Regions from separate parts of the Mus musculus genome. Here regions 1, 2 and 3 are each linked to region 4. The links are chromatin loops, found by intact Hi-C in ENCODE. Cell type or tissue: left cerebral cortex. All regions are shown on one strand. Region 1 holds the start of Trim33 (tripartite motif-containing 33). Region 2 holds the start of Nras (neuroblastoma ras oncogene). Region 3 overlaps Csde1 (cold shock domain containing E1, RNA binding). Region 4 overlaps Trim33 (tripartite motif-containing 33).

Region 1 (8,000 bases), 53 kb after region 4:
AGGTACAATGTTCTTAATCAAGCCATTTCTCCAGTCACTCTAGATCAGTGGTTCTCAACCTATGGATGGTGACCGCTTTGGCAAACCTCTATCTTCAAAAATATTTATATGATTCACAACAGAAACAATATTAGTTATGAAATAGCAACAAAAATTATTTTGGGAGGCTGGAGAGATGGCTCAGAAGTTAAAAACACTGACTGCTCTTCTAGAAGACCATGGTTCAATTCCCAGCACCCACAGCATGGCAGCTCACATTGTCAACAACTCTAGTTCCAGTTTAAGTAAATCATTTTAAAAAATAGTAATTTTATGGTTAGGGTCACCACAGCCTGAGAAACTGTAGTAACGGGTCACTGCATTAGGGAGGCTGAGAATCACTGCTCTAGATGATCCTTATTTGTTCAAAAGCTATTTATTGAAAACATATTCTACAATACTCTAATAGGAAATAGTGATGATTAAGTATAAAATTAGATTTCAACTGTGTTCTGAAATGCAAAGGGTGCATATTAGAGCTACTCCTGACAAAGTATCTTCTAGACTGCTTGACTAAAAATAATGGCTGATTCCATACTCAATTTGTTTTAGATACTCTTCAAAAAAACACCATTACTTAGAAATGATTGTGTTTATTCCCATCCACTTAATTTAGTTAAAATACAAAGGGGAGAGGGGTGCTGGAGAGATGGCTCAGCAGTTAAGAGCACTGACTACTCTTCTGAAGGTCCTGAGTTCAAATCCCAGTAACCACATGGTGGCTCACAACCATCCCTAATGAAATCTGACTCCCTCTTCTGGTGTGTCTTAAGACAGCTACACTGTACTTACATATAATAAAAAATAAATCTTTAAAAAGCACGGGGGGGAGGGGGGGGAGCCGCGTGTGGTGGCGCACGCCTTTAATCCCAGCGCTCGGGAGGCAGAGGCAGGCGGATTTCTGAGTTCAAGGCCAGCCTGGTCTACAGAGTGAGTTCCAGGACAGCCAGAGCTACACAGAAAAACCCTGTCTCGACAAAAGAACAAAAACAAAAACAAAAAAAGGGGGAGGAGAACTGAGGGAATTTATAGATTCCTGCACAAATTTCAGAGAGCCAATGTTGTAAGGTCAGTTTCTCAGCTAATCACTCAGATACAGTTGCTTCTTCAGTTCCCACTTAATGTAACAGGCTTCCACAAGAACACTGAACCTCATGTGTCTTACTATGCTCTTAAGGGCATATGCAGTTATCCCCTTTAAACCTATTATTTAGTATCTCCATCAGCCAAAATTCAATTTTTGATATATCTGTTGTTATGTGAAGACAGATTCTGTGTGCATGCAAATCAGGTTGGCTTTAAACTCAACAGCAATGCTCACGCTCCAGCCTAAGTGGTGGGATCATAGGTATATGTCAGCACACAGCTCAGAACTTTACTCTCGGTTGAGCAGTGGGAGTTCACGCCTTTAATCCCAAGACTCAGGAAAAGAGGAAGGAGGTTCTCTGAGTTTAAGGTCAGCTTAGTCTACAGATTGAGTTTCAGGACAGCCATGACTACAATGAGAGATTAACTCTAAAACAAAAACAAAAAAAGAAATTTTATTCTTAACATTATTGCCTGTCACGTTCAAAACCGCAATATCCTTCCTTCTTCCATCACCAATACCTGACTATGTGCCTGAGATTCCTCATTTAAACAGAGGTACAACCCACCAAACAAGAAACCTGGAAATCATCTAGCAATGGTGCTCTCCTCCATCTCCATTTCTATGGCCACTTACACTCAGTTACTGGTAATAAACTGCCTGCCATTTATTTTGTTAGCAACTACCATGTACCAGTCACTTTATATTTTCTTTCACTTCATATTCTCAACCCTATAGTGTACTACTTCTGTCCCTATTTTACAAATGAGGAAAAAATAAATTATGAAATAATTCATCTGTCCAAAACCTAAGTAGGAAATGGACCTAGGGGAAAGCCCAAAATCAGCCATTTCTCAAAAAGCTAACACCCACCCTACTATCAAATGTGCCCTGTGTAACAGCTACTACAGGTCTTTACTGCCCAGTCCACACATTTTCTTCCCTAGAATTGGCAAAAGTTCTCCTAACCGGTCTTCCCACCTGCAGTCATGCCTCTCCTCATTCCTCCAAATGCGCTAAGCCATATTTTCTGGATCAAGACATGATTATTTTTCCTCTTGATATAAAAACTCTTCCAGAGTTGGGCTAGTTCAACTGACCATGAAGTCCCCACTCCCCATTCCATCAGCAGCACTGCATAAATCCAGAAGTTGTGGTGAATGAATGGCTGTACTCCCTGAAGTTAGACAAAAGCAATAGAATTAAAAGTTCAAGGTCACCCTATAGCCTAGGATAAAAGAGACCCTTCAGGAAGGTCCTCTGGTCTACAGGATAAATACCAAACAACCCTTTAGGACAGTCCACAATCCCTTCCCTGAAGTTCCAAAATTAATTCAAAAGCTTTGAAATAGGGCTGGTGAGATGGCTCAGTGGGTAAGAGCACCCGACTGCTCTTCTGAAGGTCCAGAGTTCAAATCCCAGCAACCACATGGTGGCTCACAACCATCTGTAACAAGATCTGACCCCCTCTTCTGGAGTGTCTGAAGACAGCTACAGTGTACTTACATATAATAAATAAATAAATCTTTAAAAAATAAAAAAGCTTTGAAATATAAACCTTTTAGCAAGCTCATCAGAACGCCTATTAGTTGTAGGATGTTATCTACCCATAGTATATTTATTTAATTTCTATATAGAAACACTTTCATAATGGGCATGTAGTACCCTGCTAGAGTACTACACAAGAGATCTTTCTAGGAAACAGAAAAATCCAATATGGCATCTCAAATCCAAACACAGTTTCCAGAAACTGGAAGGATGGACTTCCTTAACTATGTAGCCAATTAATCCAATCTAACTTCCAGTCATCTTACATACCATCCTTTAGTTAGAGTTGTAGAAAGTGTCCTGTGCTGGGAATACTGTCCGCCCCCGCGAAGTGGTCACTCAAGCTTTCCAGCCAGGCCTTCCTTCTAATGCCACAACCATGATACCCACACCTCTACTGCTTCAGGTGACACAGGGTTCCACTACTGGACTGAAGGAGTCCTCACTGAGCATTTTATTCAGTTCTAGCACAGTGCCCTGAATACTTGAGCTATTAATGCATAACAAATGAAATAACATAAGCCCAACTCTCCCTGACACTCTTCCCTTCCAAGTTCCTCTCTTCATCCTCAAATCCCAGGATTTCCCCTTAACCACGCAGGCCCCTCACAACTAATATCACTTACCAAGCTCCTCATCGCAATGTCACCCTAGTGCCTTCTTCTAACCCAAGGACTCCAATGTCTTTTATTACCATTTAATCGGTAGCTCTTTCTCTTAACCGAACAGGCCAATAAGCAATCCATTCCAACCCCTAGCTATCAACACTGTCGGACCAGGCCTTCCCACCCCAACTCACTTCTCACGGAGGGTTCGGTACACCCCTTTTCTGTCTCTTTAGTCCACCCTCTGCAGAAGCGCCTCAAACCTCCCTCTCAGCATCCCCTCCCCCAGCCCCTCGCAGCCGGCACCCCTCCCTTCTCTCTCCCCATATCTCCGGCGGTGCAGCTTCTCTGGTAACCGTCCCCGGGGCCGTAGCTTTCGTCTCGGAGACCTCTCTGCACTGCACCGTCCGAGCACCCTCGGCACCCCAAGCCGCCACACCAGATTCTCCCGGGTGCGGCCTGCTGCTCACCTTGCTGGACGTCACCGTTGCTGCCCCCAGGGATGGGCACGCTGAGCTGGCGCTCCGGCTCCGGCAGACAGCGCAGGCAGAAGGAGTGCAGGCAGGGGAGCAGCTTGGGCTCCGCCTCGCGCCGGCTCTGCAAGCTCTGCTGACACACCGCGCAGGTGTCCAGAAGCGAGGCTGGTGGTCCGAGAGGTGGCCCCGACGAGGAACCAGGAGCCGGGGCGGGAGCGGGGGCCGGGGCCGGGGCCGGGGCCGGGGCCGGGGCTGGGGCAGCAGCTGGAGCCGGCGTCGATGCCGCGCCTCCGGGGACCGCGGAGCCCACTGAGGCCGCGGGGACCGAGGCGGCCGGGGCCGAGCTTGAGGAGGCCGCGGCCACCCCCCCGTCGTCGGGCCCAGCCGCACCGCCCTCCGCGCCAGCCCTGCCGCCTTCCTCCTCCTCCTCCTCCACCAGCACCGCGGCGAGAGGCGGCTCCGCCTCCTGCGCCGTGGGCCCGGCGGCCCCGGCGGTTACCGGCGCGCTACCGCTGCCCCCGCCGCCACTCTCTGCCTCACCGCCGCCTTTGTTTTCCGCCATGTTTTCCTCTTTGAACCCGCCGGACCGCCCCGCGCCGCCCGCCGCTCGCGCCGCCGCCGCCGCCCCCAGCCTCAGCCGCAGCCACAGCAAGAGCGGCCGCCGAGAGCGAGCGAAGTAGCGAGCGAGCGAGCGAGCGAACGCACGAGAGCGCGCGCGCACGCGGCGCCCCCGCCCTCGCGTCGCGGGGCGGGAGGGGTGGGCACGCGCACGTACGCACCGACGTCCTCCGGAGGGAGGCGGGAACTCCGGCCGCGCGCGCTCGCGGGACAGACCGCGATGCAGCTCCGCGCCTCGGTGTGGTCTGTTGCCACCCGGCTGGAGTTGTGTAGCTCGGTAGGAGCTGGTGGAACTGGGTCTCTATGATGTGGCTGCTAGCGCCGAAGCCGCGGTGGTGCGGGAAGAAGGGAGGGAAAACATGCAGGAGTAGGAGGCCGGCTTGCGTTCGCCCCCGAGCGAGCGTCTCCACGGCGACGCCATCCCCAGCGACGGGCGCGCCACCGCGGAAGCTTCACCTGTCGCGCGCTTGGTCGCGGAGGCCTCCTACCGAGGAGGTGCGGACCACCTGGGTCTTCGCTGGGTGTTGCTGGACCGCGTTCTCTAGAGGGCTGTGACACCCGAGAGCGGCTGCGCAGAGTTCCCCCCACCACGTACACACACACCCCAAAAGTCTCCAGATATAGGCTCCTGCGGTGAGACAGAAGTCTTCTAATAGCTATTTTTAGCTTCTTAAGGTGATTCTCCAACGTTGCTACATACCTGAAAGCCAATCAAATGAGCTTTTTTCTAAACAGAGATGCCAGGGCCACACCCCAAAACAGAATCAGGAAGTTGAAAACCAGATGAATGTTGAAAAGTCCCTGCGGCTGATGTGCCAGTTTGGGAGACCATGTTTCTAACCAATATTATATCCCGAGAATCTCACTCGGCGTCCCCGGGTGGGCCAGCTGACTGTCCTCACCACCTCAATCTTAGAAGCTTTATGAAAGGGTTTTGTTTTGTTGGTATCGGGCCTCTCCGCCTCAGGCTGCCATCAGACCTTCATTTAGCCAGTGCTGCCAGAACAAGTGTAACTTGATATAGTGCCCACCTGTAGTCACCTGCAGGGAGACTGCTGAGTTCCTGGCCAGCTTAAGCATCAGGCTTCATAGGGAGACCTTGCCTCCAAAAAGAAATGGGGGAGGGGAAATGATGTAAGTGCAACAGCTGTTTTAATGTGAGTCTCACAAGCCCGTCCTAGACCGTAGTTATACAGGAAATTTATTTGGGTGAGTTTTTAAATTCACAGAAAAGCGTTTTTCATCAATTCCTTCAAAATCTCTTCTGACTTTCGTGTTAAGATAGAAACGTTGGGGTTCCTGCAGGAGAACAAAGAAACTCTCTGCCTTCAAGAAGTTGACAGTTTAGAGGATGAACATGGAGAGTATGTCGGGGGAAATGATAAATGCTTTGGAGTAAAAATAAGGCGAGTGTAAAGGATTTGTGCTGATTGAGCAAGGGCTCTGCTGATAAGGTGAAGAAACCTGGCTTGCACAAGAGTATTCCAGACAGGAGCAGGTGGCAAAAAACAAAGGGCCTAAGGCAAACAGAGACCCTGGAATTAGTGTGAGAGGAATGGCTTCAACAAGGAAAGGAAAAATAGGAGATAACACTTGTGGTCGTTTGAATAAAAATGGCCTCCATGTGGCCAGGCCTGGTGGCCCACGCCTTTAATCCCAGCACTCAGGAGGCAGAGGCAGGTGGATTTCTGAGTTCGAGGCCAGCCTGGTCTACAAAGTGAGTTCCAGGACAGCCAGGACTACACAGAGAAACCCTGTCTCAAAATAACCAAAAGAAAAAACAAAAACAAAGAATGGCCTCCATAGTTTCATTTATTTAAATGGTTGGTCACCTGGGAGCAGAACGGCTTGAAAGTATCAGGAGGAAGTATGTCACTGAGGTGTGCAAAGGTATGCAAAGAACACATTAACTTCCATATGCTTTGTCACTAAGTTCAAAAACCACAAGTATCAAAGAGAACAGGATTTCTGCATCTAATCATTATCTACCAGCTTTTCTGTATTTCCAGGACCACGGAGGAGGACATTGGTATTCCAGTAATAAATACAACAGTACATAAGCAGAAATTTCCAATTTACAAAGTGCTTTCAGACATATCCCTAACTTTTTGTTGTTGCTGTTGTTGTTGTTTTGGTTTTGTTTTTGGCTTTGGTTTTTCAAGACAGGTTTTCTCTGTAGCCCTGGCTGTCCTGGAACTCACTCTGTAGACCAGGTTGGCCTCAAACTCAGAAATCTGCCTGCCTCTGCTTCCCAAGTGCTGGGATTAAAGGCGTGCGCCACCATGCCCGGCATCCCTAACTTTTGCAATTAATAAAATATATACTAGCTTAAATAATAAGTAGATTTTTAATATTATATAAATATATTATAATGCATTGGCTATCTATTGCTAAACAATAAGGTAGTTTGTAATATTTTATTAAAATACTATGATTAGCATTATGGCCATCCTTTACATGTCTCTGTTCGGAGTATTTTTAAAAATGGAATTGCTGATCCACATAGTACGGCCATTGTAAAGGTTTTTGATAATACAAATTCAATATCTTAGGCTATTAAATAATCATTAGGCTAGACAAGAATTTTCTGAACGGAACAATAACACAGAGCTAGCCACAAATGTCACCAGATGGAGAGACTACATGTAATTGAAAAGTTTCTCCACAGCAAAGGAACTGTCAGTAGAGCACAGAGACAGTGCACAGAACAGGGGGAAAGCTTTACCGGTTACAGCTCGGACAAGGGGCTACTATCCAGACTTTACCAAACACTGAGAAAAATGCTCGGACAAGGGGCTACTATCCAGACTTTACCAAACACTGAGAAAAATAAATACCAAGCAACTAAAATGGCCAGTCACCAAACGAGCTAATGAATAGACACTTTAAAAGAAAAAAAAAAAAAAAGAAGGAAAGAAAGAAAGAAATGCAAATAAATTGCCAATGACTATTTTTCAAAAATGTTCAACTTCCATAGTCATCAGGGAAATGCAAATAAACTATTTTGAGATACCATTTTACCCCAGTTAAAATGGCAATCATCAAGAAAACTGAAAACAAGTGTTAAAGAGGATGTTGAGAAAAAGGAACCCTAATTTAAAAAAAAAAAACAAATAGCCTTGATGTATTTTTATCTAAATATAAATAAAATTGACTTTCAGTTCTTTCATGTGTGTCTCTAAAGATATTTCTATTTTGTCATACTCCACTTATTCCTAAATCCAGTCTGCCCAGATTTCCACTCATACCACTCTACCACCAGGGTTTCACCAGCCTTGTAATTTATATCCATATTTTTGCATTCGACCTGCCTGTCTGATTCCAAACCTTCATTTCTTCTCAAGGCCACATATCACTGTTGCCCTCTCCCTTTCCAGGATCATTTCCTTGGCTTTCATGACGTGAGCCTCTCCTGATTATCCTCCTGCCACATGAACATGTAGTTTCCATGCTACGGGCTGTGTCAGGGGCTCCCAGTACCAGCCTTAGGCTCAGTGCTTTGCTGAGTAAAGCCACAAAATTTCAAAAGTCTGTTATAATTTTTGAAAGTTGCCAGGTCTAGGTAAAAAAAGCATGGAGAGCAAAGGCCAGTGGAAAACAGGCTCAAAGTCTCCACGTGTCCCTTTG
Region 2 (8,000 bases), 280 kb after region 4:
AAGTACAGAAAGTAGAGCTTATGGATTCTAAATAACTTAAGATACGTAACACTAAGAAAATTCTAGCCGGGTGTGGTGGTGCATGCCTTTAATCCCAGCACTCAGGAGGCAGAAGCAGGCAGATTTCTGAGTTTGAGGCTAGCCTGGCCTACAGAGTGAGTTCCAGGACAGCCAGGGCTTTACAGAGAAAACCTGTCTCAAAAAATTAAAAAAACAAAAAAACCAAAAAAAAAAACCTCCCTCAAGGCTGGAGAGATGGCTCAGGGATTAAGAACACTGTCTACTCTTTCAGGTGACCCAGGTTCAATTGCTAGTACCCACACAGGGCCCCAGACATCTATAACTCCAGTTCTAAGGCATCTGGAACCCTCCTCTGGCCTCCTTGAGCACCAGGCCCATGTGTGCATAGACATAGCAAAACAACGCGTACCCAGAAATAAAACTAAATCTTCTTAAAAAAGAATACCTCCCCCATAAAGTTGCCAAGAGTAAACAAATTCATACATATTCAGAACAGTGTCTGACCCATTGTGTATACTTTGTAAGTCTGCCAACACCTCGTGCGCCACTACGCCCGGCTGATGGAGGTATTCTTATAATAAATTCAGAAACACAGAGACACACAGATTTAGTATTTTGTCCTAAAGTTACTTAGCTAATTAATAACAGAGCCATGTTTTAACTTTGACAGTGACTAAAGATAGAATGCTGCTGTAAGAGAGAGAGACCCAGTGTTTTGGGGGTCTACCTCTGCTATATGGATGGGCAGTGGTGGTGCATGCCTTTAATCCCAGAACTGGGGAGGCAGAGGCAGAGGCAGGTGGAGCTCTGTGAGTTCAAGGCTAGCCTGATCAAAGAGTTCCAGGCCACACAAAGAAACCCTGTCTTTAAAACCAGACCAAACTTAAACAAACAAACAGAAAAATCACAACAACTCTGAAAATCTAACACCTCTGAACTCAGAATATTGGCTGGGAGTGTTGGCATATACCTATAAAGTTAGCACTTGGAAGGCTGAGGCCAAGTGCTAAATTCAAGGTAAGTCTGGGATACATAGCAACATCCTGTCTCAAAAATGTAAAATGAGTAAGAATGTTGTACTAAAATCCTTAGGGCCCAAATAGCTCTGAAACTCACCAGTTCTCTGAGAAGTCTTACTGTTACTCTGTAGCAGACCCCATTTCCCGAGTAGTACCGTGACAGTACACCACACACTCAGTGAAAATCAGATTCTTCTCTTTTTCTTTCTTTTGTTTTTTGAGACAGGGTTTCTCTGTGTAGCCCTGTCTGTCCTGGAACTCACTCTGTAAACCAGGCTGGCCTCGAACTTAGAAATCCGCCTGCCTTTGCCTCCTGAGTGCTGGGATTAAAGGTGTGCACCATCACTGCCTAGCAGATTCTTTTTAATATTTGGGGTTTAAAGATGGTCCATGGGCAAAGGCGCCTGCTAACTAAGCCAAGATGCCCAGGCCCTAAGGAGGGAGCTTTTATTAGCTGTCTTCTGCCTCCCATGGCACATATCTGCTGTTGCACTTGTTCTGGCCTCCACAAAACAAAACAAAACAAAACAATATCACCAAAATGTTAAAAAGTTGTATGTTTCCTAAGTCCATATACTTTAGTATAGTTTCAGAGCACATACAAATTTTTTGTTTCAGAAAATATCCCCAGTACCTGTAGAGGTTAATATCTGCAAATGATTTGCTATTATTGATGGCAAATACACAGAGGAACCCTTCGCCTGTCCTCATGTACTGGTCTCTCATGGCACTGTACTCCTCTTGTCCAGCTGTGTCCAGTATGTCCAGCAGGCAGGTCTCACCATCAATCACCACTTGCTTTCGGTAAGAATCCTGGGAATATGAAAGAGTGAGGAGGTGGTGGTGGGGGGGACAAGGACAGGCTCAATCTTTATTTAAAACCAGAGAAATGTAATTAACCAGGATGAATACGCCTACCTATGTGATTTACCCTCAACCCGCTAACAGTAGCATGAATAGCAAACAAACATACACATACATAATCACACGCATGCATGCACACATGACATAAGGGCAGGTGAATTTATATCTGTGAGTTCAAGTCTCAGGCCAGCCAGGGTAGTGCAGTGAGACCCTGTTTCAAAAAAAAACAAAACAAAAACAAAACCAGCCTGAGTTATGAGGTTAAGACAAAAACAAAAAACAAACAAACAATAACAACAACAACAACAAAAACAAAAAACCAAAGAAAACAAAACCACTAATAAAAAATAACAAAACCAGAAACATCTAGTATGGATTTATGGCCAAATTCTTATTTTTATTATATAATAGTCCAAACTTAGAAGACCTTATCTGTGGTTTTGGAAATGTGCTTATATTTTGTTTCATGAATATATTAAAATGTAACCTGTGTAGACATCTGAATTTAACTAACATTCCTGTGTGTTAGAACAGGTTTACACATGAAAAAAATATTTGGTTTTTGTAAACAGGGCCTCAGTAAGTAGTTCAGGCAAGCCTAGAAATTGAAACCTCCTCCCTCAGCCTCTTGAATGCTTACAAATTGGACTTATACATACCTGCACCATTAATCCCAGGGAAGTGATAGAAATTTAACGTCATATAGAAATATGAGACTTGTAAGGATTTAGGTGATTTTCCTCAATATCCGTAACTAAATTGTGAAGAAATTCCTAGATACAATGACTCAAAATCTCAACTTGTTTCTACCCCAACTCAATCTGGACTAGATCAAAAATGACAACTTCAGACTATCCAGAGCTCTGAGTTCTCTATCCTCACTGTATGATCGCCTACAATCTTTTTCCTTGTGACCTACGTTTCTATTAAAGAGCTGTGACATAAAGAAACAATGAAAACTGTGTTCTTTTAAAAGGAAATCCTCAGTAAGCACGAACTTGTTTACTGCTTTTTTGGAATACCTCCTTGCTTTCTCTTCTCTTTACTTTCAAAGAGCCGTTATGGGCAAGAGAAAGCCCAAAGTGAGGATAAGGGCCAGGCAGGGGCTGGGCCTCACCTCTATGGTGGGATCATATTCATCCACAAAGTGGTTCTGGATTAGCTGGATCGTCAAGGCGCTTTTCCCAACACCACCTGCTCCAACCACCACCAGTTTGTACTCAGTCATTTCACACCAGCAAAAACCTGTAGAAAAGCAGCAATTACGATTAAACTGGCAAACCAAACCTACAATACTTCAAGGGCTTCTATGAGTTTACCAAACTCTTCTGTTTCTAAGGCACCCATTCGATACACGTGGCCTTCCACTAAGTTCTCAAAGTGATTCAGAAACATAGCATTCCTTGCAGATGAGTGCGGGCCAGATTATTGGATTAAAGACCAGCGACTATTTTTTCAATCTACTCGGCCCCGCCCTCAGTTTACGGGAAAAGAACCCCCCTCTTCCAATTCCTGCAAACCCAAGCTCTGGGGTCCGCCTGGCACAACCACTTCCCGAAACTCCCCTTTCCGGCTCCGAAAATCACCCCAGAGCCAGCCAGAGTCCCCCACCCAAGCCTTTGTTTCAGCTCGCCAAGTCTCCGCGTCTCCCCGCCCCGCCAGGCGTTCACACGCTGAGAAGTCCGACGCCAGGCAGGCCGGAGCTTTACCTCAAACTCCGCAGACCCCGCCTCGGGAGGCTTTTGGACTTCAACCTGAGAAGCTGTTGGAGACCCCGAAACCGCCATGAACAGCCCCCGCCAGGGAGCGGCACTTCCGGCCCCACCCGCTACGTAATCACTAGGCGCCCAAGGCGCCCCAGTCCCCGCCCCAGCCACGTGGGCCGACGACTAGAGTCTTGCAGCCGGCCGCACCCAGTCCAGCCCCGCCCCGCCCCCATTTCAATAATGAAAGCGCTAGGTGCTAGTGTCTCAAAAATCAGTAAAACTTTATTCGCTTCCATTCTTTCGCCATTAACATAAAACCGGAGAAAGCAAAAATGTTTTGTGTTTACAAAGATAAACGGCCTCTTTACCCAGAGTTCAAAACCTCAAATGACAACGGGGAAGATGAAAGCGCCCTCCCCGACAACCCCTGAGCTGACCCTTGTCATTGTTAGACAAAAAGCCTTCACTCCACTTGCCAGGGACCCTGTTTGGGGCCAATTCAAGATGAAGGCCGAGAAATCAGGCCAATCCGTTCCCGTGATACAAAGTTGAACAGAAGCTACACCAAGGATCAAGTGCCTGTATTGAACAGGGCACTGGAACCACGGGGCTATTTATTAAAAAAAACAGGATTCATTTCAGGCACAACTTTTTTATTATTATTATTTTTTTGTTCATTTTGTTTTTAAATCAGTAAAAGAAACTGGGTCCTAGAAGCTGCAGTGATCTAAGCAGCAGCAATTTTGTGCATTCGTCTTTTGTTTAAATATGTTTAAATTATCACACTGCTGGCACACTTCATTTGCATGAAATTCTGCACCACACATACTAATTGTAGTAAAGTTATTTACCCCCCCCATCCCAGGAAGAAAAAAAAAAAAAAACTACTCGGGAAGATAATTTTCACTGAAATGTAATCAAACTTCGTTAAGTGGATTGTGACAAGATTATAAATGATATGAAAATAACATTTTAACATTTGGCCATCAACTTAAGAATATCGTTTGCTATATAAATTTTTGCAATTTTTAAAGGTAATATATTCTACCTTCATATGGTCCTCAGAATTAAAGCATAATGAACAGGGAAAAAATAGGAAAAGAATGCAGCTGAGTGTTAAGTCATGAAGGTAGAGTATATACTGACTAGAGTGCAGAATTTCATAGGGCCAACAAAGTAACAGTCTGCATTGTTCACTTACACAGGCCAAGTGGAATTTGCAATTACCAGTTGCGTTAAATGCACCAAATAAAGCTCCTAAATTGACACTATAAGGCGCCACCTTTAAGTTTTCCAGGCTGCAACTGTGCATAATTTTAAAATGGTTTCTTAAATTTATTTATTTTTTTCTTTAAACATAACACGAGGAAGGTGTTAAAACTGGTGTAATAGCTCAATAGAATAAGTATTCCAGATTTTGGGAGGGATGAAGAGAAAGATATTCAGAACCCTTCACCAGAATCCCCCCAACTCGACCATAGTGAATTAATGATGTGCTTTGTGGACGTGGTTAGTCAATGACACCAGCTTGACGGATCTTTCTTTCTGCACCAAATCCCTATGAAGAAATATAACAGTTAATGATTTGAGTGTATTGACAATCACAACATACAATTCTAAAATCAACTATGAAAGTATTTATCATATCCACTACCAATTCTCTCCTAAGAGTAAGAAACTTATTAAATAGAATATACCAAGAAATGCACTTCTTGGTGTAATCAGTTATCCTACCATGGGCAAAGCAGAGAGTGGGGAGTTCAAGGCCACTCTAATCTACATATGAGACCCTATCTCAAAACGGAAAGAAGTGCTTCTTATAGAAAGCATCTACTCTATTAGGGTCTGAATTAATGTGTTAGGGAGTCCAAATTAGTGATAAGCAACCCTTGCTTGCTTCACTAACTTCTTTAAGCTCAAGTAAGATTATTAGTTGACCTCCCTCACATCCCTAATGAAATCATACCATTGAGTTATCTGGTCCCCTTGGCTGACGAAGAACCATTAGACGTGGAGCACTGGCATCATCCAGGGTGATGTTCTTTAGGCGATTGACCAACCGGTCAGGTCGAGGAGCTGCAACAGCTTTGGGGCCTTCACTGTAAGAGTGAAAGTGAGAAGAACCAACAATTGCTGGGAAGAAGGCAAGCAGTTGTATGTTCCCTACCCAAATGACTCACTTTTAATGAGGGAGACTCTTCTTGCCTCATCTTAGCTAGCAAGACAAGACAGACAAGTTTATATATACTTCCCAGCTCAGAGTTTCAACAGCATTGGAGCTATAAAGAATCCTAGACTTGTCAACAGAGAGACTAATTCCAGATACACAAAACAAGGTAAAAGATGTTAAAAAAAAAAAATCTTGAAAAAAAGCCAAATATGAAGAAATAGGTCTAGATTCCTATCTCTTAAAGGAACAATGTTGAGATTAAAAACCTAATAGCATAAGTTAGAATGACTAAGGTATAAAACTGAGACCTATCTCAAACATTTCAGCAGCACAAAGTCTAAAAGTGAGTAGACAGAAAGAGCGAGCCAATAAGCTAAACTCTTAAGTACAAGGATCATATAACCGTTTAGTATTTAAGCTACAGCACACACAGTGCTAACGCATCATAGTACCTAAGTGTTTCTCAGGTCAGGGTTATAGGACTCAAAGCCAGACAATAAATACCAGAGATAGAAAAATAGATATGGTGGCACATGGCAGCAAGCTGAAAGTAAGGTAAGTCACGGATATAAAACTGAGACCTATCTCAAACAAAGCAATGACTAGCAGAAAAAGACAAAATTAGATAGAGATAGAAGTGTAAAATAGTTCCTACTAAACCCAGCCAGAGGAGAGTGGCAAAGAAAGCACAGAATGCATGAATGAGTGAGGGATGAACTCAGAGCAGTTATTTCCAACCATAATAAACCATAGAAACTCACCAGACTCGCCAGACATTACAGGCACTGCACTTCCCAGTGCGCTGATTAAGGATCACTGAGAATTCCACCTCATCTCCTGCCTGTAGCTCAACGCCATCCTGAACTTCTTTCACATGGAAAAAGAGCTTCTTGCTATCTCCTACTTCATAGTTAATAAAGCCAAACTGGAAAAAGAGCACACACAAAACAAAATTTACAATGGAGAACACATACCACAGAAAGGAAGAGCAATTCACTTTGAAAGATAATGCTAACCCTAATTAGAAAGGACTTAGAAAACATGGCATTACTAATGATGAGCTAAATTCAGCTGGTGTATGATAGAATTCATCAGGAAAGTCATACCTCTGAAACAACTGCCATTCATTCTATTCTAAGCATGACTAAGACAATCCCCACCAAGTGACATTATTAATAATCACACTTATTTTCTCCTCACTAATGTTGTTACTTTATCCCTTGTCCCAAAGCAATAAAGTCTAAAAAACTGAGACATCCATGAAAGTTTAAATGCCAGTACTCAAGAGGGTGAATTCCAGATCAGCCAAAACAGCATAGAGAAACCATGTCTTAAAAATAAACAAGTAAGCAAGCAAGCAAGCAAGTAAATATTGGCTGATGACTTTCCCTGACCAAGTTCAGGACAGACTGCACATCCAGAGACATAGCACTTAATTACCTGATCTTTCACACACTCCACAGTAGCCCTACGAAGGGGTGTGATGTTGTAGGCCATAGTTTGTGCATTTTGGCCAAGTACACACAACTGGAACTTGACACTCTCCCCTTTCTGTAGGCAATCCCCTTTGTTGGCCATCCCAACTATGCCAAAAGGATACACTTCACCTTTCATATCCCCTGTAAGCAAAACAGTACAAAATCTAAATATACACACTAGAAATACATTTTGTTACCTTATTATTTTCTTTAAACTTAAAAGTTTTACCTTAAAGATTAACATGGAAACAAGCAACAAAACAAGGACAAATCCTAACACTAACTTCTAAAATGCATTATGAAACAACCAGCCAAAAACAAAACTAAACAAACAAAAATAAAAAAAACCCAGGTGGCAATCTAGCAAAACACAGGCAAACAGATACAGATAAAAGGATTTTTTTGTTGTTATGATTCAGACTCCTTAAGAGTTCAGGGCTATAAACCAGGCTCTCTTCTCATCTGCTCCACCGCCACTCTTCACTGTAACAGCAAAAAAGTGACCCAGAGACGAATGCAAGAGATAGGTAGTAAGCAATGCTCGTTGATTCACAATGCATTAACAAGCTTCAGAGGTGGAAATGCTTATAGTAAACTACCTCAGAATCAGAGGTAACTTTTTTTTTCCTTCAAATTTTCAGCTCCTAAAACATGCAGGGCCCAAATGTCTGAAATAATTTCAGCAGACTAACTTGTTAAGAGGTATAGTCATTTATTATACATCTCTATGATTCATAATTTT
Region 3 (8,000 bases), 300 kb after region 4:
TTTGTTCGTATGTATGTATGCAGACAACATTTGGTGACTGGTGCCCACAAAGGCCAGAAGAGGCCATCAGATGCCTTGCAACTGAGTATGTATGCGCTGAGGTTGGTGCTAGGAACTGAACGTAGGTCCTATACAAGAGTATCAAGTATTCAAACTACTGTGGCATCTTTCTAGCCTCTTGGGATTTTTTTTTGTTGTTTTAGTTTAAGAAATCTTATAATTTCATTCCTTTAAATCTTCTAAGTATCTAAAGAAAAAAAAAAAACAAACCTCAAATATATCTTTTTACCAGTTAAGTTTTTCAGATCTCAAAATGACATTGCCATAGTAAAAATTAGGGCACATATTTCAGTAGTAAGCAAAACTAATATGTTCATCTTTTCTGGCTTATAACAGACTGAAAAGTCCTATCAGGAACAAGCAGACACACAGTAGAAAGTTCAAAAGTGAGCTGACAGATTACCTCCTACTTTTAAGTCTTGGAGGTTGCCATTATATTGTGAACAGTGGAAGAAAAGTCTAGCTTGCCGTTCTGAACACTGAATGAATCCGTAAGAGGTCAAGAGTTTTTCAATAACCCCAGTTTCACGAAGTGCTGCTGAAGTACCATTGGGGTACCCATTGTGTCCATTGTTGTGGAGAAGGTTTGGATCAAAGCTCATCTGTTTAAAAAAAAAAAGTCAATATATATAGATCTATGTATACAAAACAAAAAAAAACCCCAAACAATACTAACACTAGGTAAAACAACACTTAGTGAAAGTTCTTAACATTAACTTTAAATTACTGAAGCAATTTTAAAATAATAGTGGTTAATATAAAAACTAGTAACCTAGAATTACCAGATTAAGAAAATATCTTAATACTATTTGGTAAGTCATGCAGATTAAATTCATAAAGTTAGCAGAAATTAACACAATAAATGTCTTATTCAATATTTAATTCAAATTTAAAAATTGTAGCACAACACACACTCAAGTCCTTAGGGAAAAAATTGAAAATTATGAGGGAAAAAAATTTGAAAATTATGAGTCAAAAATATCTCCAATACAAATTCCTAGCCATAGAGTTGTCTAACAATGTTTAGTTAATTTCTAAGGACATTCAAAACCTTTTTCTTGCTAAGAAAACACTGATATCTCTAATGTCATCTGTTTCAATGATCAATTCTGAGCTATATAATAAAGCAAATGAAACATTCTCTTCAGTGAAAAAGGAGTTACTGAAATACAATACAATACAATACAATGCAATCTGTTTAGGTCAAATACTTTTTTACTTTGGTGATTTCATAAATCATAAAAATGAATTATTTGTTAAGTTTGAAAGAAGCTAAGGGGCTAGAGAGATGTCTCAGCGGTTAAGAGCACTGACTGCTTTTCCAAAGGTACTGAGTTCAATTCCCAGCAACCATATGGTGGCTTCATAACCGCCTGTAATGGGATCTGAAACCCTTCTCTGGTGTGTCTGAAGATAGCTACAATGTACCCATATACATAAAATAAATTAATCCTAAGAAAAATAAAAAAGAAGCATAAGATGGAATAAGCATCCAAAAAAGGCTGAGTAATTTACCACAGAAGCACTAGCTCTAAGTCTTTACATTAACTTTAAAAGTCCCTTGCATTGAAATTATGACATAAACATTTCTAGCTCCATGAAATGTTGGGCAATTATTAAAAAAGATATATCTTCAATGACCAATATTCTTTATTATGTGAATGATGGGAGTTTCGTCTACATGTATGTCTGTGTATCACATACTGCTTACTCTCCATAAAGGCCGGAGTCCAGCAGTGGATCTGCTGGAACCAGAGTCACAGACAGGTGCGAGCTGCTAGGTATTGAGAATCAAACCTGGGTCCTTGGAAGAGCAGCCAGCACTCTTAACCACTGAGCCATCTCTCCAGTCCCAAGGACCAAAATTCTTGAAAAATAAATGGTTAAGTAAGGTGGTGGTGGAACAAGCCTTTAATCCCAGCATTGAGGAGACAGGGGCAGGTGGATCTGAGAGAGGTCCAAGCCACCCTACTCTACAGAGTAAATTCCATAAGAGGCAGAGCTACTGAGAGAAACCCTATATTAAAGGGAAAAAAAAGATAAACCGTTAAATAATACACTAATACATGGGATGTCCAAAATATGCAAATCAATGCACACCCGTTAGTAATTGGGTTCTATTTCCTTTGTATTAGCCACTGTTCTGAAATGTATTAACCTAATTTTCACAAAAACAATACACTATGCCCATTTTACCATGTAGAAAACAACCACTGGCCGAAATTCACTGATAGACAACTCAAACGAGGTCCACCTCCACACAACTGGCTTTAAATTCTCCAACTAAAGCCACTTGACAATTTAATTAAAACAGCAGAGTCAGATTCAGTGAAGATAAGGGTATAAACTCTCCTCTTCCAACAAGATCTAAGGCAAGCAATGCTTCTTCACTCTTTAAGACATTTTTACAACAGCAGGGTCCGAAAGTTAATCTTTCAAAAGTCAAAGTCAAAGAAATGATTAGGAAGCTATAAATTGAGCCTACTGGCACTTCAACCAGACGACGTGGCCCCCATAAGCCATGCGTGTAACACAATGCAAGACAAACTGAATCACTCCTTTCCTGACTTACAGATCTCTGATATGTGGGGGTCCTCTTTTGTTTTTTTGTCCAGGATGAGGTAGATGATGAAGATAAAGGTAAAGAAAGTGAAGGAGGGGCTGCAGGAGTGGGCTGAGGATCTGATGACACGGTAAGCATGTTCTCCATGTCAAGCAGCTGTGACAACATAGCATAATGTTTAACAAGTACAAGAGTAAATAAACGTCCAACTGAAAGGTTCTCTCAGATACATTAAACAGTCCTGTGTTATAAGGAACTTTACAAACGTCTTAAGAACACTAGTGGCACAATGCTAGCACATGCTTTTCATCCCTCATTGGTGGAGGCAGAGGCAGGCAGATCTCTGTGTTAAGAGGCCAGCCCGGTCTACAGAGCAAGTTCCAGGACAGCCAGGGCTATACAGAGAAACCCTGTCTCAAAAAACAAAACAAAAAAAGAACTTTAGTGGCTAATAAGGAGACCACTGTTCCAAATTTCTTTTCAATTTCCAAACAGTAAACAGAATCTATTATCAATTATAGCCCAATGGAAAATAGAATACTGCATTTATGGTTCTGCCCAAGATAAAAATTAGTTTCTATGAATATTACTATATGATATGAATATGAGCTATATAAATGTAGCTTATATCTCACTAAACTGATATATCAAATATACTTCTTATATAACTTAATATTACTGAAAATTAAACTGCAAACTCACTAAGTTGACAGTGAAGTCTCTTTCTTATTCATTTGTTCTCAGTATACTATAGTTGAAATATACTCGAATGAATGGCCCTACACATTTAGTTATCTAGGCTCGACTCCATAGCAGAGGCACTGTCAGCAGAAAGAAATGTATATATATGGAAGGCAAGCAAAGCACAAGCAAAGCACATGGACATCAACACGTTTATTCCCAGAACTAACTATTCAACCTCATTATGAAAGACATGACTATTTAATAAGATCTAATGTATAAGCCGGACTTATATTAGAAACATTAAAACACACTCCATAAATAATGCCCCTGAGATAATTTATAATAGGATGAAGTTTAAAACAAAACAAAGGAAAAATAAAAAGTCAAGCATGATAGCTCACGTGTATAATCCTAGCATTTGAGAGGCTAAAGCAGGCGTATTACTGAGTTGGGGGCCAGCAAGTACTATAATAAAATCCTGTTTTACAAAACAGGAGAAAACAGCACAACAAAAACAATCCTCCAACACATCAGTTCTCAACCTGTGGGTTGTGACCCCTTGGGGGAGAGGGGTTTCAAGAATGACTCTTTCACAGGGGTCTAAGACTACCCCAAAACAGACATTTACATTATGATCAACAGCAGCAAAATTATAGTTATGAAGTAACAATGAAAATAATCTTATAGCTGGGCAGTGGTGGCGCAGGCCTTTAATTCCAGCACTTGGGAGGCAGAGGCAGGTGGATTTTTGAGTTCGAGGCCAGCCTGGTCTACAGAGTAAGTTCCAGGACAGCCAGGGCTACACAGAGAAACCCTGTCTCGAAAAACCAAAAAGATTGAAAAAATAAATTAAAAAAAAGATTTTTATGGTTGGAGGTCACCACAACATGAGGTATTATATTAAAGGGTATTAAACATTAAGAAGGAAGGTTGAGAAGCACTGCTCCAAAACAAAACAAATACTTCAAGTAAGCACTTGTAATCCCAGCACTTAGAAAGTAAAGAGTTGATTTAAAAAAACAACAACAAAAAAACCCTTTGAAGACCTGATTACCAAAAAGGCTTAGAAACAAGAGATTCAATCAAACAAAAACTCACCCACAAACAAAACAAACTAAGTATACACACCATACTGGTGAAGAGGACACAAACCTATATTAACAGGTAACCTGTTTCCATAATACTGTTTATTTTTATTTTCTGTTCATTTGTTAGCACTCTTTCCAAGGCAACCAAAGTGTAATTATGCATTTATAAAACAGTTTTATAAACGTCTCACTGACATGTAATATAATCAAATTGATTTGAGGACCATTATTCTAGGTTACTGACTTAGATCAGGAATGTCAAAGTCCTATTTCTTCATGTTTAGATCTTAGTCTTACTACATGGATTTTTTTTAAAAGAATTAATTTATTTATTTTATATATGTGAGTACAGTGTAGCTGTCTTCAGACACCCCAGAAGAGGGCATCAGATCCCATTACAGATGGTTGTGAGCCACCATGTGGTTGCTGGGAATTGAACTCAGGTCCTCTGGAAGAGCAGCCAGTGCTCTTAACTGCTGAGACATCTCTCCAGCCCACTACATGGATTTTACAATGAACAGACAGACCCAGAAAGCTGTAACCCTAACCGGCCACCATCATTCATTTCCAAAATTTCCATTCCTGATACATTGTAGAAAGAAATCCCCCCTTTCTCTCCAGTCTGCCTGTCTTGAGTGCTTAAAGACATGTGCCACCATACCTGGCATGGTTCACACTCCTAACCCATGCTGGTTTATTATTCAATCAGGCAGACTTTGAAATAAGCTGTGGAGGATGATCCTGATCTCCTGAACCTTTCTGCCCCAGCCTCCTATGTGCTAGGAGTACAGATGTGCTCCTCCACATTGGCTCTCCTCTCAGCTTCCTAAACTCAGTAGTTGTTCTTACGATTGTTTTCGGCATAGATTTGCAATAACTATTACTAAAGTGTATTTCACCATTTTTATAGTATTTTGATTAAAGCAGAACAGTGATTATTTCCCTATTAGGCACACTAAAGTTTTTAGTAACTGTGTAACTTAAGCACACACCCTTTACTCAATTTATTAATACAGCACATTAGGGAAATATTCCAACCCTCACTACCCACCCCTACAACAAAATAACAAAAGCCCAAAAAAGACCGCGTGTCTGTAACCCAAGGACTTGGGAGGTAGATGCAAGAGGATGAGCTCAAGAACACCCTTTACTGTTAGAGAACAGCCTGGGCTGGGACCTGTCTTAAAAAGAAGTTGCAGCAGCAGCAACAACAACAACAACCCAACCAACAAAACACTGTAACCTATTGTTTTAAGTCACACCTTTAATCCCAGCACTTGGGAGGCAGAGGCAGGTGGATTTCTGAGTTTGAGGCCAGCCTGGTCTACAGAGTGAGTTTTAGGACAGCCAGGGCTATACAGAGAAACCCTGTCTCGAAAAACCAAAAATAAATAAATAAATAAAAATTCTATTTGTGTTTGTGGGTGGGTATGCCACAAACATTTTGTTTCCTGTGCAGTCAAGATCTATGAGCACCTAAATTGGGCCCTCTGGAAGTAGCTGCGAACAGACTTAACCCCTACACCATCACTTCATCTCCCTCAAGTGCCCTGTGCTGGTTAACTTGCACAGATCAAGCTTAAATTGCTAAAACGTTTATAGTCTTTTATTGTTCTGAATTCATACCCATATTAGGATGTTGGGATAGTTCAAGGTGTCCTTCACATAAAAAATTTAGATTAAGTATCTAGAGTTGCCAGGATGCATGTTTTCTGGTTCCTAAGTGAAACTGCTTAATTTCTTTTTTTTTTTGTTTTTTTCGAGACAGGGGTTCTCTGTATAGCCCTGGCTGTCCTGGACCTCACTTTGTAGACCAGGCTGGCCTCGAACTCAGAAATCCGCCTGCCTCTGCCTCCCGAGTGCTGGGATTAAAGGCGTGTGCCACCTCGCCTGGCTGAAACTGCTTAATTTTTAAAAATGTTTTTATTACCAGTTTTTTTTGAGCCATGGTTTTGCTGTATACTACTACAGGCCAGCCCTGAATGCACAATCCTCTTGCTTCAACTTTCTGAGGCATGTGCTACCCATACCTGGATCTCAAGTTTTTCTTTAAGTGGTCTTGATTGACTTGGGTTGGATATCTTAAGTAACATGGGAATTCTTTTGTGGAAGATCGAGTCTCATACAGCTGAGTTTAATTAATATTCCTGCTATTTACTAAAGTACCTACCACCAAGATGTACCAACTAAGTTTTATATGAATATTGATGAGTTTGTATCTTAAATAGAATTGTTAATACATCCTTAACTTGTGCAGTATTGTATGAAGAGAGTGAGTTATCAATTAAAAACATGCCTCTATATGAAAAAAAAAGTATCTACTTAGTATAACTGCTTATTATTAGAGCTTTAAGAAAAACAGGGCACAGGCTGGAGAGGTGGCTCAGCAGGTAAGAGCACTGACTGCTCTTCCAGAGGTCCTGAGTTCAATTCCCAGCAACCACATGGTGGGGCTCACAACCATTTGTAATGGGACCTGATGCCCTCTTCTGGTGTACATTAAGACAGCTACAGTGTATACACATAAAATAAATAAAACTTAAAAAAAAAAGATTCAAAACAAAACAAAAAACCAAAAGACAAAAACAGGGCACAACAGAATCTGGAACATATACCTGGAGACCTTCCTAAAAACCAGTCTGTTAAATTCATTGGTTCCTACCCTGACTTTGGGAACAGTGCCTTTAGTTTTAGAACATGGGTCTCCATTTATGTTATTGCCATGTCCCTTATAGTTAGCAAGTTATCCTGTCACCCATTAAAAGCTTCAGTTTTCTCTCGATACTACTGCTATAAACTCGAAAATAAAAATTACCTTCAGAAAAACAAACAACCCCCTAGGATTTTCTACATTTTTATTTTGTCATCTTTAAACTGTTTTAATTAAATGACTCAAACTAATTCATGTGTACTTTCTCAAGCCACTAAATCTCTTCCCAAGCCTTTTGTTTCTCCCTATCCCTCTATATTTACACATTCTCATCTATGTACTACTTGTATAAATTTTACACACACACACACACACACGTATGTGTGTGTGTATTCCCCTTTAAAACTAGGGTTTCCAAACTATAACCACGTATATGAATGGAAATGAATAGAAATGAATAATGAAACCCATTGCTTCTTTGTATGCTAACCTAAAAATGAAAACAAACTAACACCACTCAGGGATTCTATTACATTACCAATGCTTCCTTAATAGGAAACTTCTTTCATTTAAGCATTTTACAACTTTACAATCACAACATTAGATCTCTGGCCTTAGAGTCAAGATCTTCTACTTCAATTGTATGGTTTACAACTATGTGCATATAACCCACTTTTCAGAAGTTAGGAGTACACAGGGTATATTCATCTTATATACTGAAAACTGTTCATACAGCAATATTCAGAATACAAAGATTAGATCAAGCTGTAGCAAATGAAATTTTTACTCTATATCCATCTCTGTAATTCATATCTGTGAAATAAATATGGAAAACTTTCACACAACCATCTAGCATCCTTAAGATACAGTCTTGCTGTTACCCATACTGTCTTCAAGTTGTGGGCTCAAGTCCTGCCTCTCAGCCCACCAAGAAATTGAGACTAGAAGCACACAT
Region 4 (8,000 bases):
TTTTCTCAAAATTGTTGGAGACCTTTGTCCTCAGTCTCCCTCCCTTCCTATTTTATCATCCCACCATTCACACAAGGAGAAATATATGTCAAACCCCAACTTTAACCTTATCAGCATTCAGCTTGACAAAGGTACATCCCTGTACACACAGGAAAGAAAAAGCCATAAAATCTGAACTCATTTAATCTTAGAGGCAGTAGGATAACATCAGAGGATAAAACAGGGCAATTTTGAAACACCCCCCCCCCACACACACACCCAACAAACAAACAAAACATCAGATTCCTGTCTTAAAATAAGCCATCTTCCCGCAGAATGTGATGCTTATGTGAGAAAGTATTTACATGAGAAGTAAAAAGACACTAAGTGTTCAGAGTATCTGAAAACCCACACTATTCCTAAGAAACTGTCAACTTATTATTTATTACTAGCTAATCTTCTGTTTATTCCCACACTTGCTCACTGTTTCAACCTGTTCTTCAGACGTAGGTCAAAGTATATCTAATGTAAACCTATCTTTTTTTCACTTAAGACAAAACTGCATTTTGGAAAAAAGGGAATATAAACCAAAGCAGAACTGGAAACTAAAATGGAGCAGGTAAAAACTACAGACAGGGTAGGATCCTCTTCAAAAGCAAAAATGACAATTTCCCATTCAAAAAAACAAAAATAAAAACAAAAAAAAAACAAAAAACAAAAACATCTCAAGCCAGTGACAAGTGAGGCTGAAGGTTAGAAGCTGAAATAATCAGACTAAAAAGTAATGGTAGTTCTGACTATATATCCTTTGCTCACAGATCCTGGTTAAGCATCCATTTGTAAGCTCTACTACAGAATACTCAAGCTGTAACTCTCAAGTTAACTAGCAATAATCACTGAAGATGGAGCTCTTTTTTACTGTCTTTACTTCATAGAGATTTACTTTAGCATGTGTGAGTGCTTTGCCGGTGTTTATATACAGCATGTGTGTGTGTGCCTGCAGAGGTCAGAGGAAGGCACTGGATGTCTGAAAGCAGAGCTATAGGCAGTGGTTAGCTACCATGAGGGTGCTGAAAACATAGGGAACCAGCCCCAGAGAGAGTGCTGCATACCACATCAAAACAAATAGGGAAAATGGTTAACCCTACTCAACTCCTTCAATACCTACCTTTAATATTCTCTACCTCTAACTTTGTTCTCTAATTAAATAGATGGCCCAGAAGTTGAGGACCACTGGTCTATAAGGTTTTTTGTGTGTAAGTTATTTCTCTAAGATAAAAATAAACCTGAATAGGACAAAACAAATGGACAAGAAAACAAACAAAAGAGAACCAAGAAAAAAAAAAACAAACAAAAGAGAACCAAGAAAAAAACCTTAAGAAACATATACAGATGGAGAGGTACACACATTCACACCACTGAAAGAGTTTATAGGAAACATTAAAGTGTGAAGCATTCTGGCTTCAATTTACTACCTCCTATTACTTCCTCATGAAAGCAAACTGTAATTTTTTTCAGGGAGTTTCACTTTAGCACCACCAAGAGGCTCAGCCAGCAGAAGCCCGTGTTGCACACTCTCCTTTTACTTCCCAGAACCCACACAAAGATGGGGGAAGAGAAATGTGACACCACCTCTGGCTCCCATGTAACTGTATGGTGTGCATACACACACATATCATGCACAGTAATTTTTATATCCTCACTTTATTATTTCTAGCTATCTTAATTACCAAGATAACAGCTTCTTAGTAAGAAGGCTATATAAAACAGTTAGTAATTCCTAACCAACTCCATTTTGCCTCTCTCCTGTACTTTACTATCTATTAGTAATGCCTTTTTATATTTTCAAACCAGTGCTGATACTATTTTTACATCTAATACAAAATCATTATGCCGACCAACCAAACCACACAGCTTTTTCATGTACTTAAGTACAATTATTTTCTAGATTGTGTAAAATACGGAAATTTATATTTTGTATCAAACTTACTATTTGTACTATTTATTTAATTTGATTTATAATGCTGGATTTTCTATGTGAAATCTTAATGAAATTTCAGCTCCATTACATAATTTATTGGAATATCATTATAAATGGGATTGCCACAGACCAAAGTAGTGTTTTAGAACACATGACTGTTCTGGGCTTTTAAAACTATTCTTCTATTCTATTGCTTAATGATGCTACTCACAACACAAAGCCATCATTCATGCCTGCGATGTTGCCGATTACATAAACCTGCCATAGAACAAATTATGTGAAAGTTCAACAATTGTACACAGAACATAAAATCTGATCATGAAAATAATAACTGATATTGACATGTGTATATGTATTTACTATATTTTTTGTTGCTATTTTTTAGTCCTTGTACGACAACTTTATAACCTGGTATGATAGTGCCTTTATTCCCAGAACTTAGGGGGCAGAGGCAAGTGAGTCTGAATGGGGAGGACAACTTAGCTCACATGGTGAGTTCCAGGTCAGCCAGGGCTATAAATTGAGGATCTGTCTTAGGGAAGGAGGGAGAGAGGAAGGGAGGGAAGGAGGTCGGTTCCTTGAACATGCTACATAAGGACTATACCATTGAGCCACATGCCTCACCCAAAATTTTCTGTTAAAAAAATACTTACTGTCTAGGCTATAGCAGCAGGGAATACCATACGAAGGGAAGTCCCATGCCCATCAGTAGATGGCCAACACAATGGTATGGTATTTTTGGAGGATTATTTTATTCTTTTTTGATATCATGTTTTGTCTGAGTTTTGTTTTTGTTTTTAAAACAAAAAAAAAGGTGTGACTATGCGTGCCTCTCCATCTGTACGTATTTGTGTTTATTCCTTGGTTCTTGTTTTGTTTTGTTTTGTTTTCTTGTCCATTTGTTTTGTCCTATTCAGGTATATTTTTACCTTTATCTTAGAGAAATAACTTACACACAAAAATTGGTTATAGACCAGTGGTTCTCAAACTGTGGGCCGAGAGCCCTTTGGGGATTAAATGACATTTCATAATGGTTGCCTATCAGATATTCTGGATATCAGGTATTTAAATTAAAATTCATAACTAGCAAAATTTCAGTTATGTTTGGGGGTCAGCACAACATGAGGAGGTGTTTTAAAGGGTAGAAGGGGGAGAACCACTATTATAGAGAGAAGCTTGTATTACTATTATTTCCTTACAGGCAAAAAGTAGAAATTGAAATAGCCATCAACTAATACATGAAGACACATAGTACAGTCTAAGACTCTCAGCACTATCACCATAGATACAAAGTCAGAAACAGGCTTGGGGTGCCTGCCTTTAATCCTACCATGTGAGCGTGAAGTACAAAATTAGTCTGAGCCAGCCTGAGCTACACAGTGGACTCTAGACCAGACTACACTTCAAGTCCCTTTCTTCAAAAGAAGAAAAAAGAAAGAGAACTCTATACAATGAAATATTATGCAGCCATAGAAATAATTAAGTTATAATAGACATACCTATAGACTAAGTGAAGAAAGTGCAGGCATAAAAGGTCACATATTTTATGTACCAAAAAAAAAAAAAAAAAGTTCAGAGTATGACACAGGAGTCAGAATAAAAGAAAATAGGAAATGAAGCCAATGTTATATTTTTGAAACCATGAAAACACGGAGAATTAGAGGTGATAGCAGAACAAACTGGCAAACATACTAGAAACTACGACAGAACTAACTTTTCAGGTAATCTCTAACCATCTTTTTGGTGTTGCTATAGATAACGAAGAGTGTAAATTTATAAGCAACAGTATGAATCAACTTCCAATTAACACATGCATAAGAAAATGACTCACCACTTTTTCCTTATAAATAGCAATATTACATATTCTATCAAGTGATTTCAAGCATCAAAACACGTTGCTCAAGAAAGCAATTTGCTAATTATAAGGTAACTTACAAATATAACTTAACTTACATTTCAACAATTCTTCTATTCTATTCTATAGTCTAATACTCTCAGCACTGTTACCATTCCCTTAACAAAAAGAGAGGAGAAAAATATCAAGAAACTGTAATAGAGTAGAAGAATCACAGAAGTCAGTGGTTTCAAATAACTCTTAAGCTATAAAAACATCATTTAAAGCTCTCACGGGGGCTGGAGAGATGGCTCAGTGGTTAAGAGCACTGACTGTTCTTCCAGAGGTCCTGAGTTCAATCCCCAGCAACCACATGATGACTCACAACCATCTGTAATGGAATCCAACGCCCTGTTCTGGTGTGTCTGAAGACAGCAACAAGGTACTCATATACATAAAATAAAATAAAATCTTTAAAAAAAAAAAAAAAAGCTCTCACAAAGGCAAGTCTTGGTGGCACATGGCTTCTATCGTATCTCAGGAGGCAGAAAGAGGAAAGAGGACCTCAGTGACTATACAGCCAGCCAGGGATATGTAAAAACCTACCTCAGCAAAACAAAACAAGACTGTCCTACTATTTTAGCAACTTTACTGTTCTTTGCTGCCATGGAGACCTCCAACTCTACTAAGGGAAAATAACAGAATCCTCAAGACTTTATTTATATTTAAGAACATAATATTAATTCAAGTAAACTGGAAATGTCAAAAGACATGGAAGACACATATTATTAGGAAAATGTCTCAACTGTAAGAAATGAGAAACCTCAGAAGCACTTTGCAATTCATTCTCTTCTTCATCATTACTTCTTCCCTTTCAGTATTCATTCCAAAGTGCCTGATATTTAAACACAGCCATTCTCTACCCAAGTGCTTTATATGAGTGGACTCTCCTAACCTATGGATAAAAAAATAAGAGTAATAAAAGATGAGAAACACCCCCTCCCCAGCACAGCCGGGCATGGCAGCATAACGCCTTTAATCCCGGCACTCGGGAGGCAGAGGCAGGCGGATTTCTGAGTTCGAGGCCAGCCTGGTCTACAAAAGTGAGTTCCAGGACAGCCAGGGCTACAGAAACCCTGTCTCAGAGGGGAAAAAAAAAAAAAAAGAAAAAAAGATGAGAACCCATTTTGGTCCTGGGTCTCTTTTAGGCTACAAATTCTTATAATACGTATTATTTGACTGAGGCCTACCTTTGGAATGTGCTAAAAAGTGTGGAGACTTAGCATATCAACAAAGCTAATACTGGTCTATTATTGTACGTGTTTAGATACTCTTAACATGAATATTATTGTTTCAGGCACAGTAACTCTAAATTTTACATGTGTATCCTTTACTCTTCAGTAGGATCAAGGAAATATGGGTCCTGAAACTAAACAAAATCTGAAACACACATCTTCTTCAATTAAAATGAGATTTTAACTGACTTGCTTAGCTTAAATACAGACCTGTATAGGTGGGATATCTGGCAACGATGGAAGGTTTTCTGGATTGGTGACTGAGGGTATTAATTCTATTGCTGTAACAGACGGGCTGGTGGGACCTCGATTTGCATTTGCCATAGTTGCTGTGGTGGGACTTGTTGGGTTGATTGGGTTGTGTGCTGATACAACAGGAAACGGTCCAGCATGTCCTGGATTTGAATGCTGTTTTAAAAAGAAGGTACTATTTATTATGTGCTCTGTCAGTATCTCTGAACCATACCTTAGCAACAATTGTAACTATTTTTAGTGTGTACTTTCCAAACTAAAAGTACCTGCAACTGACAAAGTGGGGGCCTCTCATATGCAAGAGAACAGTTTAAACGAGTCTTCATTTTTCACTCGTTTTTATGTACTATCTAAAGAAAAACAGATTTGCAAATAATTGTTAATCTGTCAGCCTACTGATATGATCTTCAGAATAAGGATGTATGAAGATGTGAAAGCCACCAAGTTTGCAAATAGCAGGACACAGAAAGCACAGTTCTGAACATATTCCTCTCTGATTCTTTAGTCTTTTAGCCAATTAAAAAAGAACTACAAAATGTAACTTGATATGGTAGAAATTCATGAGTTTCAGAAAGGAATTATGACATTGATTTCTAGCTCTACTATTATACAGTCCTAAACAGTGACATAATCTTACATAGTAACCCTGAATTATGGATAAATGATTCCATTCTGATTTCATTAAGAGAACTATTACAAGGATTAAGGTCATACATATTTAAGGTCTTTTGGAAATATTTCTGAGCTGCCAGATAAGTCCTTGGAACCATATGTGGCTCTCTGGAGAGTAACAAGCGCATTAATCACCATTTCTCCACCCTATATAATTGGCTTTTGAGACAAAATCTACTATAGCCTAGGCTGACCTTGAATTTTCTATAAAGCTAAGGATAACCTTGAACTTCTGATCTCCTGCCTCTACCTCTCTAGCACTGGAATGACAATCAAAGCCACTCAACCTGAGATCATCATCATCGTCATCAGAAACATCTTGGGAGTTTCTTGGCAGTAATGGATCAATCCCAGAATTTCAACCATTTTACAACAGACCTACACCCTAACCCACAGTAATTTATAAGATTAGGCATATCTAAAACAAATAACACCTGAGTATAGAAAAGAAAATATATAAAAACACAGACATACACACACAGATAACCTTATTAAAGAATTCTTTGTTATCAAGATCAAAATGTCATGTTAAAAAGCATACTAACTGTATCAGGAAAACTCTAACTTTGATTTTCAGAATTATCATTTGTGACTAAAGGTAAATCAAATGTTCCTTGACTTGTTTTTCACTCTAGGCAATGAGCTTAGATAAACAGAGTATCTTAATCCATATTGTAAGTTTAAAGAGACAAATTTTCATGTGAATGTACATTTTTTTGGGCAAACAGATATATGTAGAATATCAAACTATCATAAATATCAAAGACCCTCATCAACAACTCTAATTATAAAAAATGATCTTTTAGTTTTAAAATTGTATGATTCTTACAAATGTAACTCTAGGCATACTTGTCTTTGGAGATGTGGCTGCATCATGGAATACTGAGGGGCACTGTGCCTGGGGATCCCTGGTATTCTGGCAGCATTCTGAGCCAGTCTCATTTGATGGGCTTGAAATGCTCCACAGTTCATGTTGCCTCTTTGCATTGTTTGCACACTGATCAATCTTGGAGGCTGTAAAAAAGCAGACATTTTAATTCATATAGTAGTTCCTTTTTTTTTTTTTTCTTTTTTCTTTTGGCTTTTTGAGACAGGGTTTCTCTTTGTAGCCATGGCTGTCCTGGAACTCACTATGAAGACCAGGCTATTCTCAACCTCAGAGATCCACTTGCCTATGCCTCCCAAGTGCTGGGATTAAAGGCAAACTCCACCATGCCCAGCTGATATTTCTACAAATTTATTGTTCAAATCATAAAATGTTAAGGTAACAGTAATTCAGTTAGAACAGAAGGGTATAAATATTAAGTAGTATTAAGGGTACACTATTAGGTCATATTCTCTTTCCAAACCCAATACTTACAGAACTGATAATTACTATAAAAAGTAACTCCAAATTTTTCCTATCTACCTTTTCTAGGTGGGAGTGCGGGAAGGAAATGGAGGTCGACATTAACTCATCTCGTGCGGAGCTAACAATATTGATTGTGAAGCAGCATATAAACAACATCAAAGAAAAGAGTAATTTCAGCCAATGCCTAACGCATCAAAGCTTAGAAACAATCTGGGTCACACAAATGGGGGGGGGGGGTATATAACATATCAAGAGGCAAAATGTCACTGCTTCCCATGATCTTAACACCTTTATTCTTTAAACTTCCCCCAAATTTCTGACCTTTGAACTTCACCTAGTAACTCATATTGTGTAATTCATGTGCAAAGAAGTAAGTGTAGATTTGTGGTCATCTCAATTTCTATCATTAATGGAAGAGCACAATGCTTACCTGTTGTTGTAACATCTGTGGGGCTGCTTGCCTAGGATGCTGCTGGGTTGTTGCTGTTGTTGTTGGTATAGGAGCTGGTGGTTGCTGCAGTCTCATCTGTTGTAACTGCTGATGTTTCTGTGCATACACTTGTTGCTGCATGTGCTGGAGTCGAAGCTGTGCTAAATTAATCTGTCCAGGGGTTTTACTAATGTGGTTTGTCCCTG

The links. A loop is a pair of places that touch in the nucleus more often than their neighbours do. Peaks named below come from ENCODE experiments on the same cell type or tissue, not always from the same donor. Only the 100,000 strongest peaks of a DNase experiment are listed, where the experiment ranks them.
Region 1: it touches region 4 in a loop (2.3-fold over the local background); 3 of 42 quality-filtered maps call a loop at or near these places.
Region 2: a loop joins it to region 4, with 3 times the contacts of the local background. A loop is called at or near these places in 4 of 42 quality-filtered maps.
Region 3: a loop joins it to region 4, with 2.6 times the contacts of the local background. A loop is called at or near these places in 5 of 42 quality-filtered maps.

Annotation. Positions count from the first base shown.
Region 1 is chr3:103,276,196-103,284,195 of GRCm38, reverse strand. Trim33 (tripartite motif-containing 33) reads right to left here and starts at 4,903. Exons shown (of 20, transcript NM_053170.3): 1 at 3,750-4,903. The coding sequence starts at 4,317. In left cerebral cortex, no CTCF peak of the experiment used is centred here; DNase peaks (open chromatin) are centred at 3,709, 4,542, 4,776, 5,400 and 1 more place; H3K4me3 peaks cover 2,851 bases; H3K27ac peaks cover 2,267 bases.
Region 2 is chr3:103,054,054-103,062,053 of GRCm38, reverse strand. Csde1 (cold shock domain containing E1, RNA binding) reads right to left here. Exons shown (of 19, transcript NM_001161854.2): 16 at 7,221-7,399; 17 at 6,542-6,705; 18 at 5,577-5,709; 19 at 3,868-5,168. The coding sequence ends at 5,121. Nras (neuroblastoma ras oncogene) reads right to left here and starts at 3,769. Exons shown (of 7, transcript NM_010937.2): 1 at 3,614-3,769; 2 at 3,022-3,149; 3 at 1,675-1,853. The coding sequence starts at 3,132. In left cerebral cortex, a CTCF peak has its summit at 3,683; a DNase peak (open chromatin) is centred at 3,750; H3K4me3 peaks cover 1,496 bases; H3K27ac peaks cover 707 bases.
Region 3 is chr3:103,031,354-103,039,353 of GRCm38, reverse strand. Csde1 (cold shock domain containing E1, RNA binding) reads right to left here. Exons shown (of 19, transcript NM_001161854.2): 3 at 464-662. The coding sequence starts at 662. Among named protein-coding and RNA genes, the nearest start is that of Csde1, 15 kb to the right of the region's middle. In left cerebral cortex, no CTCF peak of the experiment used is centred here; no DNase peak of the experiment used is centred here.
Region 4 is chr3:103,329,107-103,337,106 of GRCm38, reverse strand. It overlaps Trim33 (tripartite motif-containing 33), which reads right to left. Exons shown (of 20, transcript NM_053170.3): 9 at 7,795-8,000; 10 at 6,863-7,027; 11 at 5,300-5,497. Among named protein-coding and RNA genes, the nearest start is that of Trim33, 54 kb to the right of the region's middle. In left cerebral cortex, no CTCF peak of the experiment used is centred here; DNase peaks (open chromatin) are centred at 1,567 and 4,181.